Linked DNA regions of Homo sapiens: region 1 is linked to region 2. A link is a loop called in an ENCODE intact Hi-C map of the cell type or tissue named here. Cell type or tissue: heart right ventricle. All regions are shown on one strand. Links, peaks and the distances in the headings refer to the core of each region. The heading gives the core; the rest is flanking DNA. Region 1 has its middle 140 kb from the start of FAM161A. Region 2 has its middle 120 kb from the start of XPO1.

Region 1 (8,942 bases), core at 1,463-6,462, 55 kb after region 2:
CTTGCCAGACACTTTTGGAGAAGGTGCTCCCTGGGCCAACACTTTTTGACCCTTCTGAGCTTTCTGAAGAAGTGCTGCCTTCTGGCCTGTGGCTTTCTGGGCAGGAATCTTCCGGGCTGGAGCCTTCTTGCCCGCAGTGATCATCTTTTTTGCTGGGACTTTAGCAGCAGGTGCTTTTCTGGTAGAAGCTTTCAGGAGAGCTGCCTTTCGAAGCTTCCTAAACTCATTTTTTGTTTGTTTGTTTTTTGAGACAGAGTCTCGCTCTTGTCGCCCAGGCTGAAGTGCAATGGCACAATCTCGGCTCACTGCAACCTCTGCCTCCTGGGTTCAAGTGATTCTCCTGCCTCAGTCTCCCAAGTAGCTGGGATTACAGGCACGCGCCACCACGCCCAGCAAATTTTTGTATTTTTAGTAGAGACAGGGTTTCACCATGTTGGCCAGGTTGGTCTCAAACTCCTGACCTCAGGTGATCTGCCTGCCTTGGACTCCCAAAGTGCTGGGATTACAGGCGTGAGCCTCTAACTTCATTCTTAATTATTCTTTTCCTCATTTTCTTTGCCTTCATGGCTTTAAAACAATCAAAATCTGTCATCTTGGCTTTCCTCTCTTTGGCTTCAATCTTCTTGGCTTAGTGTGGCTGCCCATTTTGCATTGAGGTCTACCTGCTGCCAGGCTTGTTGGACATACCTTTGGTGGGTGCTATGTGGGAACTTGAGGATGAAGTCAGTGAGCTGCATGCATTTGAAAGACACGGCCTGTCCCATTACCTGAGTGCAAAGTCCATCAGCCAGAGCCCTGTTTTCATCAGTAACATCTACAACTGCGACCAGCTTTCCAGCATAAGGTCCAAAGGAGACATAGGCCACCTGGCAAACCTCCAGGAAGTGCTTGAACATCATGTCGGCAGCGTTTGGCAAGAAGGAAGTTCTTTCTTTTTTTGGTATAATGGGGAGAGAAGCCTTTAAAAAGCCTCCCTAAATTCACATCTCCTTATGGCTACCATTTTTTTCTCTTCTTCCTTGAAATATATTCTTTTTTGTTGTTGTTTGTTTGTTTGTTTGTTTGTTTTTGAGATGGAGTCTTGTTCTGTTGCCCAGGCTGGATTGCAGTGGCTCGATCTTGGCTTGCTGCAAACTCCGCCTCCCGGGTTCACACCATTCTCCTGCCTCAGCCTTCCAAATAGCTGGGACTACAGGCGCCCGCCACCACACCCCGCTAATTTTTTGTATTTTTAGTAGAGACAGGGTTTCACCGTGTTAGCCAGGATAAATATATTCTTTAATATAATAATAATAGTAGTAGCTAACACTGACTGAGGTATTGTTATATGCCAGGCATTGGCACATAACATTCATTCATCATCTTATTTAATCTTTGAAGTGAGCTTATTGCAACTAGACATCTTTAATGAATTGTCTATTCTTACTGTCCTCATTTGCTCACCATCCAATCTCTTCTCAACCCACCACAAACTGGCTTTTGCCATCTAAACTCCACTTAGACTCTCCCAACAAGGGCACCAATGACCTCCCTATTGTTGAAACTGGTTACACTTGCCATGGCTTTGGTTACACTTGCGTTTTTTTTGTTTGTTTGTTTGTTTGTTTTTTTAAATCTACCTCCTGGCTTCTTCACAGTTCTCCTCTAAGGTCTTTCTTCTGCTGCCCACCTCCTAAATGTTGGTGTTCCTCAGATTTCCTGCTCTAGCCTGCATTTCCTCTCATTTTATGTCTCTTAGGATCATTTATATATTCCCCTTGCTCAAGTTATCACGGATGACACTCAGACCTCTGTGTCTATCCCAAACAGTTTTCTCCTGACTGCGAACCCACATACCACTGTCCACCTGACATCCTGATCTGGGTGTCCCACTGGTGCCTCAACTCAACAGGTCCCCAGTGAAATGCATCCTCATCCCCTGACACCTGCCCTTTCTCCTGTGTCCCTTTCTCAGTGACTCCACTACCATCCACACAATTGTCCAGCCTGCAAGTGCTTAGCTGCCCTGCATATCTAGTCAACCAACAAGTCCTGTGCCATCACCAACCCGCATAACTCTCTAGTCCTCTTCATTGAGGGGGCCTCTCCCTTCTTTTGCACCATCATCATCCTCTCTCCTCTGAACTAAGCCAGTGACTTGTTCAGTGTCTCCCCAACGCCAAGGAGCCCCTCCAGTCTGTTCTCCACACTGCAGCCAGAGTGATTATTTCTCATATGCAAATCTGCACCTGCCCCTCCTCTGCTTAAGAGCATTGAATGGTTTCTTGCACCTTCAACCTAGATTCTAGCTGGCCTCTGCTTACCTCTTTCTCAGGCTCCTTCGGCACTGGCTCCTGCCATGCTGAAACCACTTGCAGCGTCCCAACTCTCTCTCCCCAGCTTTCAGGCATTTACACTCACTGCTCACCACTTCCTCCTACCCTGTATCTTCCTGTATAATTCCTACTGGTCCTTCTTGATTCAGTATAGATGTCACTTCTCTGGAGGAGTTTTTCCTGACCCAAGACCCTATCCCAGCACTTCCACACTACTGTATTTATCCATATCTTCTCTGTCTGTCACTGAACTGCGAACCTTTCAAAGACAGACAGTATGTAATCCATCCTGGCAGAGAGCTTCAATCTGTTGAATGAATCATGGGAGGCAGACATGTGGATTGGGAAGAGCACGGAGTCTGAATTCAGATAGACCTGGATTTGGGTTTCTTTTTTATTTATGTATTTATTTTTTGAGATGGAGTCTCACTCTGTTGCCCAGGCTGGAGTGCAGTGGCATGATCTTGGCTCACTGCAACCTCCGCCTCCTGGGTTCAAGTGATTCTCCGGCCTCAGCCTCCTGAGTAGCTGGGATTACAGGCCTGCACCACCATGCCCAGCTAATTTATTTTATTTTTAGTAGAGATGGGGTTTCACCATGTTCGCCAGGCTGGTCTCGAACTCCTGACCTCAAGTGATCCACCCACCTTGGCCTCCCAAAGTGCTGGGATTACAGCTGTGAGCCACTACCCTTGGCCCTGGATTTGGGTTTCTTCCTCTTCTGAGCCTTGTCTTTTCCAGGTATAAACTGGAGACTGTTATTCCTTCCCCTCAGAGTCATTGTGAAGGTTAAATGAAGTTCTTGGCACAGGAAGGGCACATGGGCGCTTGTAGCTACTTGTGTATTCTCTTCCCCAACTCACAGCAAGTGAGAACCTGAATGGTTTGAAGGGAATAAGGATGAATTCAGAGGTGGGTCATGCAGGCGGTGAGACCAGTTGGGAGCTGTGAATTGAACCTGATGTGGGAGCTGGAGGTGCAGGTTTGTAAGCTAACAGTTTAGGGGCTCTGAGCTGAGGCCTTGGAGTAAATGAGATTGCCCAAGTGAGACTGTGGCTTGGGGAAGGCTCAGGCCTAGGGAGCAGTAAAAAGATCGGCCTTCGAAAAGGCAGGAGGAGGAAGGGTCTGTAGGGTGGCAGAGGCAGCCAGGATGAGGAGGGGAAGAAATAACAGCTCACACACTGCCAAGAGGTGGAGCAGAAAGTACCCGTGGGTTTGGAGTGAATGAGGTCATTGATGTCCTTAGAAAGAGGGTGTTGCTGATAGTTTTGTATGCTTAATCATTTGTTCTAGGTCACAAAAAAAAGAGGGGGACCGTGTGGGACTGAGAGTTCCAGAGCAAAAGCCACCTGAACTGATAAGCAGGGAAGGAAGAGCTGAAGAGAGCAGCAGCACAAATGCCCTGTAAATTAACAACCACACGGCTCACAGGGGCACCCCGGCACCCACACACCAGGCCCTCCCCTGTCCCTCCCCATCCCCACTGACTCCCGATCCCTCCAAAGGATACCAAGGAATAACCTGGCCTGGGTGGCAGGAGGATGCTGGGGAGGGATCTACAAAACATATACAAAAGAGTTTGGGGTTTTTGTCTGATAATAACTACCTTTCATTATTTTCTGTGTGAGGCATTGTGCTAATGCCTTGTACTCATTACCTCATGCACTCCTCACAACATTCCTTTAAAATACTGTCTTCTGTTTACTAATGAGAAACCCAAGTCTCAGAAAAGTTAATTAGCCTGTTGGAAGTCAAATAACTGGTACATGATGAGCTGAGATGAACCTGGGATCTCTGTGACTTCAGAGCCCTGCTCTTAACTACTTTGCTGGGGAGGTCGTTGGGGAGTGGGTGGAAGAAGGGGTTCAGAAGCCTTAGTCTGGGAGTCCAGGCAGAGGCATGGGAAGGCCTCTGGGAAGTTGAGGAACCTATTTGTTTACGTAACTCACTTCCGACCTTGCAGGGCCAAGGCTGGAACCATCTAGTGTGGCACAGTCCCAGAGCACTTTTTGTGCCGATGGAATGTTCTCTGTGCTGTCTGACGTGGTGCCACTAGCTACTGGGGCCACTGAGAACTTGAAATGTGTCTGCTGTGACCAAGGAATGGAATTTTTAATTGTGTGCATTATAATTAGTTTAAATTTAAATTTGAAAACTGATACTGGATTCAGTTATTGGAAAATTTTAAGTATATTTTGAACAACTTGCTGTATAAAACTAATTTTTCAATTTTCAATTTTATGAAGTCTAAATACAGATAAAGTATTTCTTTTCTTTTTTTTTGAGACAGTCTCACCATGTCACCCAGGCTGGAGTGCAGTAGCATGATCTTGGCTCACTGCAAACTCTGCCTCCCAGGTTCAAGTGATTCTCCTGCCTCAGCCTCTCAAGTAGCTGGGATTATAGGCCCGCCACCTCACCTGGCTAATTTTTGTATTTTTAGTAGAGATGGGGTTTCACCCTGTTGGCCAGGCTGGTCTTGAACTCCTGACCTCAAGTGATCCGCCCGCCTCAGCCTTCCAAAGTGCTGAGATTACGGGCGTGAGCCACTGCACCCAGCCAGATCAAGTATTTCTGATGAGAATTTAGCATCTGAATTGAGATTTGCCATAAGTGTAAAATAACTAGTGTTCAAAGACTTAGATGAAAAAAAAACATCAAATAGCTCACTAATAATTTTTAATTGACCACCTGTTGAAATAATATTTTTGATATACTGCATTAAGTAAACATATTATTAAAATTAGTTTCCCTTGTTTTTAGAAAAAAATGTTCAAATATGGCTATCAGAAACAATTTAATGAAATACGTGGCTCACATTATATTCTTTTGGATGGTCTTGATCTGAAGGCCGAGTTCTGGTATTAACAGAAGTTCCACTTAGTGGTGGGGTTGGAGAGGCCTTTCCCCACCTTTTACTACTCCTTTTTTTTTTTTTTTTTTTTTTGAGACATTGTCTGTTTTTTACTCCACTTCTGTCACCCAGGCTAGAGTAAAGTGGTGTAATCTTGGCTCACTGCAACCTCCACCTCTGGGGCTCTAGCAGTCCTCTCACCTCAGCCTCCCCAGTAACTGGGACCACAGGCGTGACCCACCATGCCTGGCCAATTTTTGTAGTTTTTGTAGAGATGGAGTTTCACCATGTTTCTCAGGCGGGTCTTGAACTCCTGGCCTCGAACTCCTGGCCTCAAGTGATCCTCCCACCTTGGCCTCCCAAAATGCTGGGATTACAGGTATAAGCCACCCTGACTGGCCTCAGAGATTAATTTTAAAAGAGAGCAGAGGTCATGTGGATGCTTCACATAAAGGAGTGACTCACTGACATTGGATTCCAGGCCTCTGGGAGGGAAGGATTTGGCCTTCCAGGAATCTGTATTGAGAGCTATCTATTGGTAGGTACCCCTGATACCCTTACTTCTTAGATATCTAGGATTGTCCCAATGTATATGTTCTGACCATGTAAGTACTCATGCTTGTCCAATCTTGAATCCCATTTTAAGCTTCCAAAATGCGCATATGTAGGGAATGATCAGTTCTGCTTCTGTATTATGCTGCTCTCCTTATTCCTGAAAATGGTCCTTCAACCCTCAGCAGAGGTTGCAGGATGCCTGCAGCTGCAAACCTGTCTTGCTCATGCTGCAAAACAGAGATGTCATCACCGGGTGAGAAACTAAAACACTGAAGATGGCACTTTCCAAAGTTTCTGCTTTCTGAAGCCCACATTATAAGGTCATGTGCTAAAATACCTTATGTAGTAGCCTTGATTCTAGAGCAAATTAGCCTCAGTCTCTTTATATGTAAATTGGGAGAAATAACAGAGAGAGAAGAGACTCATATTGTTGCTTGGAGGACTAAATGAATTCATATATGTAAAGTGCTTAGCCCATTATTTAGAACATAATAAACCATCAACTCACTCTATATTAACTATCAATATAAAATAGGTGTAGGATACTTCTAAATGTGTGTCAGAACTTATTTGGTCACACGTGATAGACAGCTGATTCCAATTAAAATGTTTATTGGAAACATACCGGACTTCTTACCCAATATTAGAAAAGATTAGAAAAATCAAACCCAGGAGAGCTGGGTACAGCTGGACCTTAGAGCTCTGATACTGCAGGCACTTTTTTTTTTTGAGACAGAGTTTTGCTCTTGTTGCCCAGGCTGGAGTGCAATGGTGCCACCTGGGCTTATCGCAACCTCCACCCCTCAGGTTCAAGTGATTCTCCTGCCTCAGCCTCCCAAGTAGCTGAGATTACAGGCGCCCGCCACCATGCCCAGCTAATTTTGTATTTTTAGTAGAGACAGGGTTTCTCCATGTTGGTCAGGCTGGTCTCGAACTCCCAACCTTAGGTGATCCGCCTGCCTTGGCCTCCCAAAATACTGGGATTACAGGCGTGAACCACCATGCCCAGCCACTACAGGCACTTTCTGTCTCCTCTCTGTGCATCTGTGTGTGTTGGTTTCTTTCTCATTCACTGCAGATGGGAGTCCTCATATGGCCAGAAACCAACAACTACCAAGGCTATCTCTTGCAACTTCCTGCACTAGAGAGATGTTCTTCTCGACTATAGTTTAAACAACAACAACAACAACAACAACAACAACAGCCAGGGGAAGGACTATGAGTGGCCCAGCCTGGGCATTCATCCTTATACAAGTTCAACTTTGACCATGGGAATCAGGACATATAAGAGCATGATTGCTCCTGTTGGAATCCCGTGGTTGCGGTTGGGGATTTGGGTAACAAGTTCCCAAACATAAGGGAGGGTGCTGAGTGGCCGCTTGCCGTACTCAGTCATTGGCTGGGACTGCAGGAGTGGGGAAAAGCATGGCCTCAGCTCAAATACTGCAGCGGGTCCCAAAGGTGCTGCAACTGGAGGCTGTCAGCTGACCACTCTCCTTGCAGCTGATCATTCAGTTCTTTCTTGAAGGGAAATGCAAACAGTGCACCTATCTGTGGTTGCCATGAGCCACCCCTTGTGCCCATTCATGAGAGCTCTGCCTTCATGATCTAACCACCTCCCAAAGACCATACCCCCTAACACCATCACCCTGGGGGTTGGGGTTTCAACATAGGAATTTAGGAGAACACAAACATTCAGCCTATAGCACCTGGATCCCCTGGTCAGATGCTATATTGTATGAGATTCCATGCCTGTGGATCAAGCACTCTATAAACCCCTGGATAGTGGTAATGGCTGCAGCTCTGAGGACAGAGACAGCAAATCCATACTCGAATCAGTGTCTGTTTATCTGAGAATGACACTCTGCCTCTCCAGGACAGAAGGGGCCCAATTAGTCAACGTATTGCTAGTGAGTCTCCTCCAGGAATGGAGCTGCGTCAGGGCTGAACGTTGCTCTCTGTTGCTGCGAGGTTGGATATTCAAAGGCAGCAATGGCAAGGTCAGATTTGGTCAGTGAAGTCCATGCTTTTGGGTCCACACGTAGCCTCTGTCTCTGCCACTGCGGCCACCCCCTTCACCTGCCCATTGTCCCCATTCCAATGACAAAGCTTGTATTTGTACATTGAGCTGACCCACCAGTACACGAAGCATAGGAGTTTCTTCCTCCGTCAGTTGGTCATGATGTTCCCCAGGGCCACGGGTGTGAGCTGAGGTAGGGACACTAGTGCCCTTATCAGGCCCAAATGTCCCCAGTAAAGTTATGCTGGGATTACCCCGAATTATCGAGCTGGCAGCCAGGAGAGAAAGTGGGCACAGCTTCTCAGAGGGACACCAGTTGCCTGGAGGGAAGAGGCCTCTGCAGTGTATTTTTGCACAGGGAGGGGTGGGCCACCTATGCAGATTCTGGGGGTACTGGGGAGTCTGCAGATACACCATCTTTCAGGGCATCCACCCAGATTTTCCCATCCTATGTTTCAGGGCCCCAGATGTTCCCATCCGGGGCACAACAGACCTGAATGCTCAGAAAGACATTCAGCCATTTTGGGGAACTTTGACCCTGACTCTCAGATCCTGAGTTTGTTCCTTAGTTGTGCTAGCTCTTTCACCCTGTAAACTGCTGAAGAGACCGTCTGTTTCTCACACTTAGCCATAACTGTTTGTTGACTGCCCTCTGTTTGCAATGCTTCCTCTGTAGCAGGGATCCCCAACTCCCGGGCCACGGACCCGTGGGCTGCACAGAAGGAGGTGAAGGCAGGCGAGTTATTACCGCCAGCTCTGCCTCCTGTCAGGTCAGCGGCATTAGATACTCATAGTAGTGCAAACCCTATTGTGAACCGTGCATGTGAGGGATCTAGGTTGCACAGTCCTTATGAGAATCTAACTCCTGATGATCTGTCACTGTCTCCCATCACCCCAGATGGGACAGCTAGTTGTAGGAAAACAAGCTCAGGGCTCCCACTGATTCTACATTATGGAGAGTTGTATAATTATTTCATTATATATTACAATGTAATAATAATAGAAATCAAGTGCCCAATAAATGTAATGCACTTGAATCATCCTGAAACCTTCCCCTACCCCACCCCAGTCTGTGGAGAAACGGTCTTTCACAAAACTGGTCACTGGTGCCAAAAAGGTGGGGGACTGCTGTTCTGTAGGATGTCAATGCAGCTTTTGAGCAATCAGCTCACTCCATCTTTCCTGTGTGAGGTGCCTC
Region 2 (8,942 bases), core at 1,745-6,744:
CCAGGCGTGGTGGCTCACACCTGTAATCCCAGCACTTTGGGAGGCCAAGTCAGGTGGATCACTTGAGCCCAGGAGTTTGAGACCATCCTGGGCAACATGCTGAAACCCCCGTCTCTACAAAAAAAAAAAAAAAAAAAAAAGCAAAAATTAGCCAGGTGTGGTGGTGCATGCCTGTAGTCCCAGCTACTAGAGAGGCTGAGGTGGAAGGATTGCTTGTGCCCAGGAGGTCAAGGCTGCAGTGAGCTGTATTTGTGCCACTGCACTCCAGCCTGGGTGACAGAGTGAGAGCCTGTCACAAAAATAAATAATAAAAAAGAAAAAGAAACAGCCAGTTACTTACATACTGAATTCAACAAAGAGTAATAAACTGTGAAAATGTCATAAGACACAGGGGTTTCAGCTAGGGTAGTTAATTGGGTAGAGAAGGAGTTAGGAAGTTAAGAGTTAGCTTAACAAGTTTTGTTTGTGTGGAATTCCTTCAGCCTCAACTTTGTTGTCATTGATGATGAGGCTGTTGTATCTTTCTAGAATAGAGAGGATGTCTTCCACACGGAATTTCATTTTCTGCTTTTAAGATCACAAAGGTCAAGATGACCTTCTTACACCTGTTGTTTTTTAAGTGTCTTTAACTTATATAATCAATATGCCAGAATAGCGTGGTTTTTGTTTGTTTGTTTTGAGATGGAGTCTCGCTCTGTCACCCAGGCTGGAGTGCAGTGGTGCAATCTTGGCTCACTGCAACTTCTACCTCCTGGGTTCAAGAGATTCTCCTGCCTCAGCCTCCTGAGTAGCTGGGATTATGGGCGCCCGCCACCACGCCTGGCTAATTTTTGTATTTTTAGTAGAGATGGGGTTTCACCATGTTGGCCAGGCTGGCCTCAAACTCCTGACCTCAAGTGATTCACCTGCCTTAGCCTCCCAAAGTGCTGGAATTACAGGCCTGAGCCATTGTGCCAGGCCTAGAATAGCGTGGTTTTTTTTTGTTTTCTTTTTTTTTGAGATGGAGTTTTGCTCTTGTTGCCCAGGCTGGAGTGCAATGGTGCAGTCTCGGCTCACTGCAACCTCTGCCTCCCAGGTTCAAGCAATTCTCCTGCCTCAGCCTCCCAAGTAGCTGAGATTACAGGCATGCACCACCACACCTGGCTAATTTTTTGTGTTTAGTAGAGACAAGGTTTCACCATGTTGGTCAGTCTGGTCTCGAACTCCTGACCTCAAGTGATCCACCCACCTCGGCCTCCCAAAGTGCTGGGATTACTAGCGTGCAGCACCGCACTGAATAGCGTATTTTAACCACTTCAGTTGGAATATATAAAGTGTAACTTAAGACTTGCTTATACACTTTATATATGTCGTGGTTCTTGTGACATCTATTATTGGCCTGTGCAAAGGGCTTTTTTTTTCTTTTGTAACTATGGATAAATTACCTAACTCTGTGTGGGAAATAATAGTACCTATATTAAGGGTTGTTGTAAGGATTAAAAGTGGGAAAGATTAAGTTGAGGTAGATTTAGTATAATTCAGTTATGTATTTTTTCCATTTATTAGTTTTTAAAGTTATAAAAACAAGTTAACAAATCAATATACTGTTCTTTATTATCTAATTTACAGTAATGCAATGTCATGAGTAGCCAAATTATAAACTATTTATAGAGCAAGGAATATAGTACAAATAATGACATTCCTTTGGTAAAATGTATCTATATGCAAGTATCAAACTCTGAGGAAATCAGACATAGAACCATTACTTTAATTTAATTTAATTTTATCTTGAGATAAGACCTTGCTCTGTCACCCAGGTTGGAGTGCAGTGGTGTGATCATAGCTCACTGCAGCCTCAATTTCCTGGCCTCCAGTGATCCTCCTGCCTCAGCTTCCCAAGTAGCTGGGTCTACAGGTGAGTGCCACCATGCTCAACTAATTTCTAAATGTTTTTTGTAGAGACATGCATGATATCACTATGTTGTCCTCAGCTCAAACAATCCTCCTGCCTTGTCTCCCCAAAGTGGTAGGATTATAGGCATGAGCCACCTCGCCCAGCCAGTTTCATTAGATATCATGAGAAAACTTTTCTTACGGATTTAATGAAAACATATAAATAAGCTGCAAAAATGAATTGATCTGGCAAGTAACATAGAATTGTGTTTTCGTTAGTGGGAAATAGACAATATTAAATAAAATGAGATAATAAAGATAAGAATTGACAAATATTGGAATGTTTTAAAATTTTATTTTGTTCTGCAAATGGAGTATGAATAGTTTATCATATGATTTGATACAAATATTTTATAACTACCTTGTTGAAAAACACACACCACATTTGAAAGAAATCATGTAAAAGTTTTATTGGTTTCTTTTAGCTAGTGTGTCATGAAAAGTTTGGTGATCCTAAAAACATATTTTAGTTACATTTAAGATAATCAGCTGGTTGTGGTGGCTCACGCCTGTAATCACAGCACTTTGGGAGACCAAGGTGGGAGGATGGCTTGACCCCAGAAGTTCGAGATCAGCTTGGACAACTGGTGAAACCTCATCTCTACAAAAAATAGAAAAATTAGCCTGGCATGGTGGGGCGTGCCTGTAGTCTCACCAACTAGGGAGGCTGAAGTGGGAGAATTGCTTGAGCTGGGAGGTCAATGCTGCAGTGAGCTTTGATCATGCCACTCCACTCCAGCCTGGGTCACAGTGAGATCCTGTTTCAAAAATAAGTAAGTAGGCCAGGTGTGGTGGCTCACACCAGTAATCCCGGCACTTTGGGAGGCCAAGGTGTGTAGATCACCTGAGGCCAGGAGTTCCAGACCAGCCTGGCCAACATGGTGAAACCTCATCTTTAAAAATAAATAAATAAAAGTAAATAAATAAATTAAAATAATTAACTGCTTTGGCCATTCCAACATATTTCATTCCTGCTAATGATGTGAGTTTGAGATGAGTATTGAGAATAGCTGAAAATTACTATGTATATACAGTGTTTTTGTGTTTTTTTTTTTTTTTTGAAACAGAGTCTTGCTCTGTTGCCAGGCTGGAGTGCAGTGGCACAATCTCAGCTCACTGCAACCTCCGCCTCCCGGATTCAAGCGATTCTCCTGCCTCAGCCTCCCGAGTAGCTGGGATTACAAGTGCCCGCCACCACGCCCAGCTAATTTTTGTATTTTTAGTAGAGGCAGGGTTTCACTATGTTGGCCAGGATGGTCTCAATCTCTTGACGTCATGATCTGCCTGCCTTGCTCTCCCAAAATGCTGGGATTACAGGTGTGAGCCACTGCACCTGGCTGAAAATTTACTATATTTATATATGTAAAAGAGCTATTTTTTAGCATTTTTTAAACAGATGCTCTCTTTGCTTTGCTTTCTTAAGATCAAGGCATTTGCCAATAATTCTTAGAGGATGGAAAAGGTCTTACTCCCACCACCCCACTTACCATATATTTTATTCATGAAGACCATAACAACAAGAGCCAAAATACCCCATTCCTAAAGCCAAGTTTCACTCTTTTTTTTTTTTTTTTTTTTTTTTTAGATGGAGTCTCGTTGTGTAGCCCAGGCTGGAGTGCAGTGGCGCTATCTCAGCTCACTGCAAGCTCCGCCTCCCGGGTTCACGCCATTCTCCTGCCTCAGCCTCCCGAGTAGCTGGGACTACAGGCGCCCGCCACCACGCCCGGCTAATTTTTTATATTTTTAGTAGAGACGGGGTTTCACCGTGTTAGCCAGGATGGTCTCGATCTCCTGACCTCGTGATCCGCCCACCTCGGCCTCCCACAGTGCTGGGATTAGAGGCGTGAGCCACCGCGCCCGGCCTTCACTCTTAACAGAAGTATGTGAAAGATAGAAAAAGACTGGTTCCTTTTTGATTGTTGAAGATTTCACCTTCGTCTGATGTCTTGGTGGGTATTTATCTGATGGTGCCATAAAATAAGATTTCAGGTGAAGAACGGGTATGCTTTCGTTTTTGAAAAGTTGGAGAAGAGCTATTGTGAACATGGGTGCTTTCCCAAGCAGGCTGATTTTAGGAAAGAGAATACATTGAAGTTGAGGATCAGATTTCCACAAAGCTATCTATAATTGAGCACCTCTTGGAAAGCATTTTGTACTCCCAACAGCATGGGAATCCCCAGTTTGAAGACCACTGGGGTAGACTCAAAAATGGCTAACCATGCCTTAAGAAAATATTGCCATCTAGTGGCAACTACTCAAGACATAGGCATAAAGACCTAAATGGTCCCTTGACCCTTTGAAGGACACCTCTGTGTGATTCAGCCACAAGGAGCAAAATATCTCATATTTATATTGTACGTTTACTTAACATTACTCTTTCTATATATATTGTGTTATCTAATATTCCAAGCAAGCCCTTAAGATGCACATGCTCTTTCCTGTTATAGATGAGGCATTTGAGGAACACAGAGAGTAATTTATCCAAGATCATATTTCCATTTATTTATTCCAGATCCATTTATCAGGCACTATTACATGACTGGCATTATTCTAGGCTTGAAGAAGGGGCATGGGTTATGGGTGAACTGAAAGATGACTAAGACACATGTCCTTATGTCATTCACAATCTAATGGGGACACAAAACTATGAATGGGGCAATCAGGACTTGTATCTTGGACTGCTAATGTGTATCAGTGTCCTCACTGTACCATGGTACAGTAAACATAAATGTCAGACTGGTGCTCGAGTGATCCTGGGAGTCCTTGCAGTCACATGAAGCCAGTATCAGAGGAGTGTGGTGTCCAAGCAAAATGAGTCACTGAATTAAAATGTCATTTGAACAGAGTGCCTGCCCTTCCCTCCCCTTCTAATCTGTTGCTTGTAATTTGCTGTTGGCTTGGAAACCCAATAAGGAAATTTATTAAAAGAGTATTTAAGATGAAAGAAAATTATCTGAATGAAAATCCCAGAAGCTCCCCGATGAGTGTTGTATATGAGCTTTGGAGCATAAACTTGACTTCTGCTTTGGCCATTCTTGGGACTTTCTTAAGATGGCCTGTCTCTGAGCTGAGGCCAGGTAGCTGAGTTAGGCAGTGAGCTGTGAGTGGGCAGTGTTATGTTCGAATCGATAATCGTGCTGTAACGGGCACAACATGTTAGGAAAGACCCACATTCTCAAGACATGTTGGCCTCCCCAGCCTCACCTTCAGGATCTTTCCCAACTCTGTGCACTGCAGAAATTGATGTTCTTTCTGTTTTTTGAACATTCCAAGTTCTTGCCTAACTCAGGCCTTTGTAATATTTCTCCTTCTCCTTTACTCTTCACATGCCTGGCTCTTTATCTTTCAGGATTCAGCTTAAATGTCACCTTTTTAGAAAGCCCCTCATCGACTGCTCTACCACATTAATACAGGGTCCTGCACCTAATCTATATGCTCTGCCAATACCTTGTTGTATCCTAAAAATGTCCTATTGACATTTTTCTATGCTAACTGAAACTGAAGCACTTAACCCCTTCTAACTAATACTATTTTGTCTACATCTTTATTGGTCTATCTCCCTCCACCAGAAAGTAAGCCTTGTGAGGACAGGGGTTGTGTCTATTTGGCTCATTTCTGTATCCCTACCACCTAGAAGAGACTTGGCATGTGGTAGGCCCTCAGTAAATATCAGTGAATGAATTGAATGAACACTCTTTCCCTCTTTGTCTCAGTGGCCATTCTCAGTAAATGCAGCCAGACGGCCAGACTGGCCTGGTTTTCTTAAATAGATTCTGACAGTTTTACTTGGCAGCTCATGAAGCAGGACTGCTGTGTGCCTTTGTTCCAGGAAATGGACTTCAAGTCACCTTCCCAGGGCCCAAGCTTCTTTGGGACAGGAAATCAGGCATTGATTAGGTACATAAAGTTGGGGCTTCCTAAGTCTACACCGCCATATCTTTGGTTAACTCTGGGTAAGAGGTCATAGTTCTGTTAGCTCTCCTCCATTCCTAACCACAACTGCACCTCTGTAAGGAGCCGGTTCTCTGGCCTTTGTGCCACAGATCACTGCAGCAGGGTGGCCCTGGGGCGAGTGGAGCTTCCCTCACTCATCCTTCCCTGCTTCTGGATAAACAATGCCAAGTTCATCATGCCCTGCTGGTATTAAGTCAAGAGTGGATGTCTTGTGAAAAGAACCATATGTCTCCTGTGAAGGGCTGAAAATGGACTGTTGAGAACCAATTTCCAGTGAGAGCCATGGGACCTAGGAAGAACCAAGGTCACTGAGCTCAGGGACTTTGGGAGACATCCATGAAGGTCCAGTTCATATGCAGTACTACTCTAAACATAGCAATGAAGAATCCCTGCCCTCTTAGAGGGAGGGGTGGGGCTGAATACTTCCCTTGCTAAGGAGCTATCAGTCAGCATCCTATCCCTGCCTCCAGAGCAGCCAGTCTTGCTGGGATTATGGCCTGCAGCCTCCAGTCTCCACTGCTTCACTTTCTGTTCACTTCTTCTAAACTCACTACCTTTCCAAATTCAATGCATACTCTCTCTTCCTCACTTACTGCAATCCACTTTTGAGTTCGTTGGATGGGGTAAGTACTTCCCACCCCAGGTCTTTGCACACTTTGGATGGAATAAATATTTCCCGTGTTTTTGCACACACTGTTCTGCCTCTACCTCCATAAAAAGGCACTTCTCCTCAATTAACATTGTTCTACCACCTTGTGGCTTCTGTTTTCACCTGTTAAGCAACCCAAACTGCATTTGCCAATGAATCAAAGGTGTATCTGTTTCTAAATGTGTGGATGCGTGTAGGGAGAACTGATGTTTTGTGAATGTTATCCTATCCAAGAGCATGGGAGACCTTCCCATTTGTTCCAAGTTTTTGCTGTGTTCCTGAGGAAAATTTTAAAGTTTTCATCATATAGACCTTGTACAATTCTTGGCAAGTCTATTCCTAGGAATTTTTAAATTTTTATTTTTGAGACAGGGTCTCACTGTGTTGCCCAAGCTGGAGCAGTGGCATGATCATGGCTCACTGCAGCCTCAACCTCCTGGACTCAAGCGATCCTCCCACCTCAGCCTCCTGAGTAGCTGGGACTATAGGGATGCACCACCACGACCCGCTAATTTTTGTATTTTTTTTTGTAGAGACGGGGTTTCACTATGTTGCCCAGGCTGGTCTTGAACTCTGGGCTCAAGTGATCTGCCCACCTCAACCTTACAAAATGCTGGGATTATAGTCATGAGCCACCATGCCTGGTCTGGGAATTTACGTTTTTTGTTGCTATTAAAAATAGTGTCTTTCCCCCACTATATCTAATTGATTGCTATTTGCATACATAAAAGATAATTGGTTTATAGACATTAATAGAATATTTGTTTTGTTTATAGTGGATTTTATATTTGATTCTGTTGGGTTTTCTAGATATATAATAATAGAATCTATGTAAATAGCGATACTTTATAACTTTTTTCCAGTTTTGATACCATGAGTTCTCTTCTCTTGTCTAACTGCATTGACTAACACATCTAGAAAGATGTTAAATAACATGGTGATAGTGGGCATCCTGTCTTGTTCCTAAGTTTAGTGAGAATGCTTCCCTTGCTTCCCCCTTAGGCATAAAGCTGAGTTTTTGGTTGTGCATTAATATGTTGAGTCTGTCCATATCTATCTTCACTGCTGTCATCTTAGTTCAAGACACCATGATCTTTCACCTGGACTACTGTAATAGCTCCCTAGTTTTCATTTTCTTTTCTTTTCTTTTCTTTTTTTTTTTTTTTGAGACGGAGTCTCGCTCTGTTGCCCAGGCTGCAGGGCAGTGGTGTGATCTCAGCTCACTGCAACCTCCGCCTCCCGGGTTCAAGCAGTTCTCCTGCTTCAGCCTCCCGAGTGGCTGGGATTACAGGCAAGTGCCACCACACCCAGCTAATTTTTGTAGTTTTAGTAGAGATGGGGTTTCACCATGTTGGCCAGGATGGGCTCGATCTCTTGACTTCATGATCCGCCCACCTTGGCCTCCCAAACATCTGGGATTACAGGCGTTTGCCACTGTGCCTGGCCTCATTTTCATTCTTGTTCTTTCCAGTTTATTCTCCACATAACAGCTGGAGTTTTCATAAAAATGAAAATGTGATCATGTTGTTTCTCTCTTACAACTTTCCAGTGGCTTCTCATTTCTTGTCGGAGAAAGTCTAAAATCCTTAATGCGATCCACAGGCCCTGCATGATTTGACCTCCACGTGCATTTCCAGCTTCATTGTGTACCCTCTCTTGCTCACTTCCCACAGTCCAGCTCACAAAGGCCTTTCAGTTCCTTGAGCGTGATAAGTTTCTCCCACCTCCAGACTTGGCACGCGCAAAAGTTCTTTCTCTATCTCTCTGCTTAGCTAACCTCATCCTACTTAACCTTTGCATTTCAGCTTCTTACTCACTTCCTCAGGAAGACCTTCCCTAACACCTCAGACAAGGTGTTATATATTCTCATTGCACCTTCTTCTTTTCTTTTATAGTCCTTTTCACCACGGCATGCTTAAATATAACCATTTATACCATTTTTTAAAATTGCCTGTCCTGCTGGATTGTGAATTGGTCTAGTACCTGGTACATAGTCAATTCTCAAGAACTATTCATTAAATACATTAATATAAAGTATTATAATATATTGAGGACAGAAGAACTGCATTCCTGGGGTGTTTTTTGTTTGTTTTATTTATTTATTTTTTTTAAAAGGAGTCTTGCTCTGTGGCCCAGGCTGGAGTGCAGTGGCGTGAGCTTGGCTTACTGCAAGCTCCGCCTTCTGGGTTCAAGCGATTCTCTTGCTTCAGCCTCCTGAGTAGCTGGGATTACGGGCACGTGCCACCATGCCCGGCTAATTTTTGAATTTTTATTAGAGATGGGGTTTCTCCATGTTGGCCAGGCTGGTCTTGAACTCCTTACCTTAAGTGATCCACCTACCTTGGCCTCCCAAAGTGCTGGGATTACAGGCATGAGCCACTGCACCCAGCCACATTCTTGAGTTTTT

The links. Peaks named below come from ENCODE experiments on the same cell type or tissue, not always from the same donor. Only the 100,000 strongest peaks of a DNase experiment are listed, where the experiment ranks them.
Region 1: a loop joins it to region 2, with 7 times the contacts of the local background. A loop is called at or near these places in 7 of 110 quality-filtered maps.

The regions. Positions count from the first base shown.
Region 1 is chr2:61,710,080-61,719,021 of GRCh38, forward strand. It overlaps the pseudogene LOC647077. Among named protein-coding and RNA genes, the nearest start is that of FAM161A, 140 kb to the right of the region's middle. In heart right ventricle, for the core only: no CTCF peak of the experiment used is centred there; a DNase peak (open chromatin) is centred at 4,302; H3K27ac peaks cover 1,614 bases.
Region 2 is chr2:61,654,901-61,663,842 of GRCh38, forward strand. No RefSeq gene overlaps it. Among named protein-coding and RNA genes, the nearest start is that of XPO1, 120 kb to the left of the region's middle. In heart right ventricle, for the core only: a CTCF peak has its summit at 4,181 (motif pointing left); a DNase peak (open chromatin) is centred at 5,711; H3K27ac peaks cover 2,799 bases.